Linked DNA regions of Homo sapiens: region 2 is linked to region 1. Evidence: read pairs that join two places in POLR2A ChIA-PET (ENCODE). Cell type or tissue: OCI-LY7. All regions are shown on one strand. Each heading gives the region's core, and the rest is flanking DNA. Links, peaks and the distances in the headings are about the cores only.

Evidence for each region. Peaks named below come from ENCODE experiments on the same cell type or tissue, not always from the same donor. Only the 100,000 strongest peaks of a DNase experiment are listed, where the experiment ranks them.
Region 2: POLR2A ChIA-PET joins it to region 1 with 5 read pairs; 1 of 35 experiments calls an interaction of 5 or more read pairs at or near these places.

Annotation. Positions count from the first base shown.
Region 1 is chr6:135,274,821-135,279,224 of GRCh38, reverse strand. No RefSeq gene overlaps it. Among named protein-coding and RNA genes, the nearest start is that of MIR548A2, 38 kb to the right of the region's middle. In OCI-LY7, for the core only: CTCF peaks have their summits at 622 and 828; no DNase peak of the experiment used is centred there; H3K27ac peaks cover 763 bases.
Region 2 is chr6:137,246,854-137,251,257 of GRCh38, reverse strand. No RefSeq gene overlaps it. Among named protein-coding and RNA genes, the nearest start is that of IFNGR1, 30 kb to the right of the region's middle. In OCI-LY7, for the core only: no CTCF peak of the experiment used is centred there; a DNase peak (open chromatin) is centred at 2,327.

The DNA.
Region 1 (4,404 bases), core at 134-4,133:
TGGTGGTGTGCGCCTGTAATCCCAGCTACTCGGGAGGCTGAGGCAGGAGAGTCATGTGAACCCAGGAGGCGGAGGTTGCAGTGAGCCAAGATCGCGCCACTGCACTCCAGCCTGGGCGACAGAATGAGACTCTGTCTCAGAAAAAAGAAAAAAGAAAATTAAAAAAAAATAAAAAATAAAACCAGGTTATTACAAATGATGAGTTTGAATAAATGAGGGTAAAAGTAGGTAAAAAATGTAAACAAGGTGGCATCAGAGAGTCAGGAGAAATGACATTTCTATGCACACATGGCGGGAGGATGTTAGGTTTTTTTTTTTATTTTTATTTTACTTTAAGTTCCGGGATACATGTGCAGAACATGCAGGTTTGTTACATAGGTATACGTGTGCCATGGTGGTTTGCGGCACCCATCAACCTGTCATCTAGGTTTTAAGCCCCGCATACATTAGCTATTTGCCCTGATGCTCTCCCTCCTCTCGCCCTCCCCACCATTTATTTTCATTTTTTGACTATATTGACAACTGGATACAGATAGTGTGACTAGTTCTATTTACCTACCAGTAGCTGGAATTAAGGACTACTTTCCTAAATATATTTTTATAATTTAGGATCCTCAATAATTTTAACACTTAAATATGTGTTTTAATGTATGTGTATGTCAAAATGTGAATGTGTACACATTCACTTACTCAACAGCTTAATTGCTGAATGCCCGTTTGTTGACAGACACTTGAACCAGGAGCCTTGGCTCTTCTACTCTGTTTCACCTTGAAATTGTCATATATTTATTATGGCTGCTGTCACCCTACAGTGGCTGTCAGAGGAACTCCATACTCTACCAAACTTGAGCCTCATTAACAATCTTTAGTAGACAAAAAAAAGCATTATTCTCCCACTTTTAAAAACCAGTTACAAAGAAGTCAAATGACTAGACCAACAATTGATCAGAACCCAGGTGCCCTCTGCCCAGTGCTATGTTTTTCCAAACAGGAAAATTCTTTACTGACATCGAAGAAATGTGGAAATAAATTATAAGACAAGCCAATCTGTGTTCCCTGTGTAAGACACAACTATGAATTAGTAAGGCTAATTTAGATATATGTTTTTTGGAATCAACTTATGGTCTCTTCCTGTAGTCATTTATGTTTGTGTTTTTGCTGCAATTCTCTGTTTGTGTATTTTATTTTTAGGCAAGAATCTAAAATATGAAATCCCAACACAGGTCAAATAAGAGAATTTTTAAAAATATGTTTTATTTCAATAGCTTTTGGAGTACAAGTGGTTTTTGGTTACATGGATTAATTATATAGTGGTGAAGTCTGAGAGTTTAGTGTACCCATCACCCAGGTAGTGTACGTTGTACCCTATATATAGTTTTTTATCCCACATCCCTCCTCCCACCTTCCCCCTTCTGAGTCTCCAAAGACAATATATCACTGTATGTCCTTATGTCCTCATAGCTTAGCTCCCACTTTTAAGTGAGAACGTATGGTATTTGGTTTTCCATCCCTGAATTACTTCACTTAGAATCATGGCCTTCAGCACTATCCAAGTTGCTGCAAAAGACATTATTTTGTCCCTTTTTATGACTGAGTAGTATTCCATGGTGTATACATGCCACATTTTCTTTTTTTGTTGTTTTTTTTGTTTTGTTTTTGAGACAGTTTCACTCTTGTTGCCCAAGCTGGAATGCAATGGCACGATCTCGGCTCAGTGCAACCTCCGCCTCCCTGATTCAAGCGATTCTTCTACCTCAGCCTCCAGAGTAGCTGGGATTACAGGCGCCTGCCACCATGCCTGGCTAATTTTTTTTTTTTTTTTTTTTTTTGAATTTTTAGTAGAGACAAGGTTTCACCATGTTGGCCAGGCTGGTCTCGAACTCGACCTCAGGTGATTCACCCACCTTGGCCTCCCAAAGTGCTGAGATGACAGGTGTGAGCCACCGCGCCCAGCCCAACATGCCACATTTTCTTTATCCACTCATTGGTTGATGGTCACTTAGGTTGGTTCCATATCTTTGAAGCTGTGAATTGTGCTGCAATAAACGTGTGTGCATGTGTTTTTTCATTTAATTACTTATTTTCCTTTGGGTAGATAGCCAGTAGTGGGGTTGATGGTAGATCTACATTTAGTTCTTTAAGGAATCTCCATATTGTTATCCATACAGGTTGTACTAATTTACATTCTCACCAGCAGTGTAAAACTGTTACCTTTTCACCACATCCACGCCAACATCTATTGTTTTCTGACTTTAATGATGGCCATTCTTATCGCTTCTCAGCCTTTTGGCTAAGATCAAGTGTAATAATAGCCATTCTTGCAGGAGTAAGGTAATATCTCATTGTGGTTTTAATTTACATTTCCCTGATGTTTAGTGATGTTGAGCATTTATTTATGTTTCCCGGCAATTTGTATATCTTCTTTTGAGAAATGTTTATTTATGTCATTTGCCTACTTTTTGATGGGATTTTTTTTTCTTGCTGATTTGTTTGAGTTCTTATAGATTCTGGATACTAGTCCTTCGTTAGGTGCATAATTTGCAAATATTTCCTCCCATTCTGTGCATTGTTTACTCTGATGATTATTTCTTTTGCTGTGCAGAAGCTTTTTAATTTAATCAGGTCCTATTTATTTTTGTTTTGCTGCATTTGCTTTTGGGGTTTGAGTCATGAATTCTTTGCTTAGGCCAATGTCCAGAAGAGTTTTTCCAACATTATCTTCTATAATTTTTATGGTTTCAGGTCTTAGATTTAAATCTTTGATCCACCTTGAGTAGATTTTTGTATAAGGTGAGAGATATGGATCCAGTTTCATTCTTCTACACGTGGCTATCCAGTTTTTCCAGCACCATTTATGAAACAGGGTGTCCTTTCCACAGTTTATGTTTTTGTATCAAGTAAGAGCATTTAAGTTTTATGTTTTGTAAATGGGAAAAAGAGATATGCAGAAAAGACCAGAATTCCTTTTTCGAAAACTTTTTATGAGCCAAACAAAACACAATCATTTAATGCATTGTATATTCAAATCCAATAGTTATTGTTCAAATGCAAATAAATTGTGTTTTCTATTAAGGGGTAATATATTTCCGTTTGACCTAAGGCTTCTTTAGATCAACTCACCAGGCTGGAAGTACCACAGACCACTTCATGAAATGCAAGCCTGACCATACCACAGCCTCCTTAAAACTCCACACTGAAGCCCCATCCATTATCCTAAATCCATTGAGATCTTCCTGTTTGCCTAGAATAATTCCTATACATCTATCTTTGTGCCCTCTGATACCACAAATGAAATTCAGTCACCTTGGAAGTGACAGAAAAATTAAGAAACTTGGTTGATACCTGTAAAAGTCCAAGTATCGTTTACAGCCATACCACCCTGAACGTGCCCGATCTCAGCTGAAAAAGTACAAGCAGCTCAGCAGTGTGGACAAAAGCCTCCAGGATCCACTCCTGTGGCTTTTCCAGGTTCATTGGCTTGCTGTGGAAGTCCTCTGCTCACATGGCAGCAGGACCATACTACTTCCCTCCGATGACCATTGACACTCCAAGCCTTTGAGTTCTTGCTACTTGAAAACAGTTTTTTCCCAGTGCCTTTCCTGGGTATTACCATTCTGGTTTCATCTCAAATGTCACATGCACTAAGATTCCTTTCCTGATCTGTTAACGTTGGGTGAGTTACCTCCCAGTGTTCTCATTATGCCCTACACCTAATGCCTATCAAGACATTAGCACAGAACATTGAAACTGACATACCTATAGATTGTGAGCTCACGAAAGTTAGAAATGCTATCATGCACATCTTTGTATGCATGACACCAGCCACTGACTTGGCACACAGTAGGAGGCTGAAAATGCTGTTCGGACCTGGGTGTGGATCACAATAGAAAGGCTGAAATAACAATCTACTAATATTCTCCATCTATCAATCAACATGTATTATTCAATATATCTTTTCTGCCTGAGACAATTCTTATAATTGCTCAGTATCACAGAATGTTCTCAAATGGAATATAATCTTTTTAAAATTCTAAATGCCCAGCAAGAATAGGGAATTTATGGAGAAATCTAAAAGTATTTCATTAGTCATTCTACCATAGCTTCCCGTGGTCACAGCTGTCTTCTTTCTTTTTTCATTCTCTCTTCCCTATATCACACTCTCTTTTTTTCTCATTTCTGGCTCCCTTTTTTCTTCTTCTCTGCCTGACTTCAGCCAGTAGCATTCACTGAACTCAAAATTTAACCATTAACACGACTACTGATCACTGTCTCAGTCTGCTCCTGATGCTGGGGAATCCCAGACGGCAGTCCCTTCCACGCTGTGAACTTAGAGACCTTCACTCATGCCTGAAGTGCATGCTGAGTAACTTTTTATTTACATAAAGACACAATCTTAAAATGTGG
Region 2 (4,404 bases), core at 242-4,241, 2.0 Mb before region 1:
TATCTCTAGATAATACATTAAAACAAACCAAAGAGACGCACAGAAAAGAGAAAATCCAAAAGTAGTTAAAAGGAGAAGATATTCACCTCAAAGAATCAACGATTAACAGCTGCCTTCTCAAAAGCAAGAGTGGAAGTCAAAAGATTGTGATATATTGTCTTCAAAATACTAAGAAAAACTCAGTACAACTGTCTTTCAAGAACAAGAATAAAACACATTTGCAGACGAAGACAGATTTTGCTAGCAACAGACTTCACTAAAGAACCTCTGAAGAAAAAGGGAAATGATCCCAAAGAAATATCTCAGATGCAAAATGGAATGGTGAGTGAAGAAAACCATAACACCTGGCTCCATCTAAGGAATCACTGATGGCATGAAACAATAATATCAACAGTGACCACTTTTTGCAAGTTTAAAAATTAGGCAGAGCCGAAATACTGAAAAAAATTGCATTGCAGTTGGGTGAGAGGTAATCAGGGTTGAAGCATTCTAAGACCTTAATGTTTAAAGGGAAGGAAAAGTTTAAGTTGAGACTTATTAAATTAAATGTAAACATTAAAGTTTCTAAAATAACTATTAAATACCTAGACATAGAATGTATAATTTCCTTCTTTTTTTTTTTTTTTTTTTTTTTTTTTTGAGACAGAGTCTCACTCTGTCGCCCAGCCTGGAGCGCAGTGGCGTGATCTTGGCTCACTGCAGGCTTTGCCTCCCAGGTTCACACCATTCTCCTGCCTCAGCCTCCCAAGTAGCTGGGACTACAGGTGCCTGCCACAATGCCCGGCTAATTTTTTGTATTTTTAGTACAGACGGGGTTTCACCGTGCTGGCCAGGATGGTCTCGATCTCCTGACTTCGTGATCCACCCGCCTTGGCCTCCCAAAATGCTAGGATTACAGGCGTGAGCCACTGCGCCCGGCCAGAATGTATAATTTCCAAATTAGCAAAGGGAAAAAAATGGAACATAAGTGAGGGAGACTTTGAATCAATCCATTTACATAAGTCAAAAAACACAAAACTAAACAATATGCATTTCGACATACTTATATGATGACATTAGTTCTTTTTAACCAAAGGAATGATTAACACAAAGTTTAAACCGGTATATACCTCTCCCGAGGATAAGGGAGAGCCTCCACCGGCCCAGCTCAGGGGGAGCTGGTTGGATCCTTAAAGGAAGTAAACAGAAACCTCAAGTTAATTTGAGGAGAAGTTAAGAAAGGGATTGTGTACAAAAGTAGGGGCAGTGTGTAGAAAAACAGGTTTAATGCAATACTCCATTGGCCAAAACTAACAGGAAGTTGAAAGGCAAAGGAGGCTGCAGATGGTGTCCATAGACATCCTCTCCCTAAAGCCCAGAGCCAGTGAGGCAGTGAAGAGGGAGCCAGGTGAAGGGCAAACCCAAGATTACACTCAGTGAGGCTCATTTCATTCTCCTTATTAAAACAGTGAACGTACGTTATTTCTACCAGTTTGTATGCATGATATATTTTACTGGGGAAAAAATACAATAAAATTAATAATGTTTGGGCTTTTCTTTTCTCATTGAAAACTTTAAAAATGTTTCAAAAGTAGGAAGGGGGAGCGAGGAAAGTAAAAAAAAAAATTAAAATGACTAGTAATAGCCATTATTTTTCTTTTGTTGTTATCTATCTTTTTTTACTTCTTTGTATCCTCTGCTATGGTCTAAGGGTTTGTGTCCCCCTGAAATTCACATGTTGAATTCCTAATCCCCAGGGTGATGATATTAAGAGATGGGGCTTCTGGGAGGTCATTAGATCATGAGGGTGGAGTGCTCATGGATGGGATTAGCTCCATTATAAAACAGGCCCACAGGAAGAGTGAACCAGGAGGAGAGCCCTCACCAGGCACCCAGTCTGCCTGTGTGTTGGTCTTGGACTTTCCTCCAGAACTGAGAGAAATAAACTTCTAATGTTTATAAGCAACTCAGTTTATTGTGTTTTCTTATAGCTGCCTGAATAGACTAATACACTCTCATCTGCAAAGAGGACAGCAAAATATTTTAAAGGGTCTCAACCTTAAGTTGTCTCAAGCACAGAGCACCTGAGGCAGTGAAGCCAGTAGCAAAGTGAGAGGCAAAGAAGCTTAAATCAAGTTTGGCCTACAGCTGTCTCCTTATGTATTTTAAGTTTGACTTAAAGGCTTCTCTGTACCTAAGGAACTATAACCTCAATGGATTTGTAAACAGACTGTAACCTACTCTTGTGCCAAACACTGAGTTTTGGCCAGTCAGAGAGGGCCAACCTTTTCAACCGTGTTCAAATAAGGCAGGCACCATGCTGTGACCAATCCAGCTGCTTCTGTACCTCACTTCCGTTTTCTGTGCTTCCCTGTTCTCTTTCTGTTCATAAATCTTCTTACATCACGTGGCTGCACTGGTGTCTCTCTGAGCCTACTCTAGCTTGGGAGGCTACTTCATTCACAAATTGTTCTTGGCTCAATTAAATTCCGTTAAATTTACTTTAGCTAAAGTTTTCCTTCTAACACTCATTTATCAGATCTGTCAGCCAAGAAATAAAAGCAATTTCCAAGTTTCTCACTGGGAAGTCAGGGATGACCATTTATGAGGAGGTAGTTTGGTAGATCAAAAATGGCAGACTGGGAATGAATTAAATCTCATTTACGTGAAAATAACATACAAATAAAAATTAAACAGAAAAAAACAATTTAAACATAAATAAGTCTAAAGATCATAGACAAAGTGGTTTTCCTTTTTTTTTTTAGTTTCAGTGTTCTTCATTATAAAAAACATTTTATTTAAAAGCATAGTCAAGCAATAATAATGACTAACAACTCCTGGGTGCTTGCTTTTTGTCAGGCAGGGTTCTGAGTGTCATACATGCATTTAGTCCTTTTGTCATGACTGAAACCTACAAGAGAGGACTATTAGTACCTTTTTATAGATGAGGACACTGGGGCATAAAGAAATCAAATCACTAGGCAGTGGTAGAGCTGAGCTAATGTCCTTTCATGCCTGTGGCCTTGAAGCTGCTTGGACTAAGGGGCAGGATGCCTGCCCACAGCTCCATCCCTTCCATCTTCTCCTCAAGCAATGGGGCACCCTAAAAGAGGGCCTGTGGAACTCAAAGAACTATGTGGAACACAGTTTGAAGTCTACTGACTTAGAGGGAAAGAAGAACATAATAACATTCAGGAAAATATTGGAATTGAGTATTTCATTTGAAACAGGGCTTCCCAGAAGCCAAGAAAAACTGGGAACTAGCATGGCTTAGATAAGGATTTCCTAACCTATGACTCATTGAAGGCCCTGAAGTCAAAGGTAAGCTCCTGTTCATGTGGTTACCTGAGTGTCCTAGACACCCTTGCCCATGGAACTAAGTTTCCCTTTAATGTCCAAGTCAGGAATAATCTGAGTCTTCAGCAGGGTTGGGTGACCAAAGTCCAGTCTTTATCCAGCTTCTGACAAAATGGAATCTAGAAATTTCAAGGCAAGCCCATATGTGCCAAAGATCATCCTGATTGTAGCTTGCCATCCCAGTCAGACTTCTGGCTCTACAATGTAGTTCCTCCCAATTTCTTACCATTTTATATGAGTAATTCTACACATATAGCATAATTACAATATAAAATATTGGTTAAGGCCACAAACTTAGAGATCTAACAGACCTGGGTTTCAATCTTGTGTCAAGCACTTATTAGGTGTGAGCAAGTTGTTTAACATAGCTTCGGTTTCTTCATATGTAAAGTAAGGATTATAATATACACCTAAAAGACTATAGTGAGAATTAAATTCAGTAAAGCATGTGCCTGGGTCATCCGATGTACTCTGTGAATGGTAGCTCTTGCAGAATTATTAATTTTTGCAACAGAGTCTTCTAAAAAGATGCAGAAACCTTAATTCCATAGGACCATTTCTCATATCAACATTCAAGAATGTCAAAGACATTCAAATAAGGCAGATTAAGTTACATTAGTAAAGGCAACTTTACAAAGAGTTACACTAAATAATTCTGGTGATCTAATTTGATATTGTGATTTAATTTGAAACAAGCTAGAACCTGAAATCGTACTAGGGGTGAATGGTTAATATTTTACTTAAACTGTCATCAATATCAGCTACCTTAATTGCACTTTCCTCATGAATTGAGTCAACTCGAAACTGAGCTTTTGGGTGAATTCATAGAATACAAGTATTATTTGTTGTAAACTGAGACTAGATGCACAGGTTCCAGATGTGTACATGGCAAACTTTACTTCTTATTTGGAAATTATGAAGTATGTTTTGCTTGCTAAATAAGTGGGAATTTGCTCCAATCTTGTAAGGAGGGGGAAAACAAGGGTAGTGAAATTCATCTCCCAGAGAGCACTTCTCCTTTTGCTTCCTAGAATATCACCAAGAAGGGCATGTAGATCTTCCTTAAAA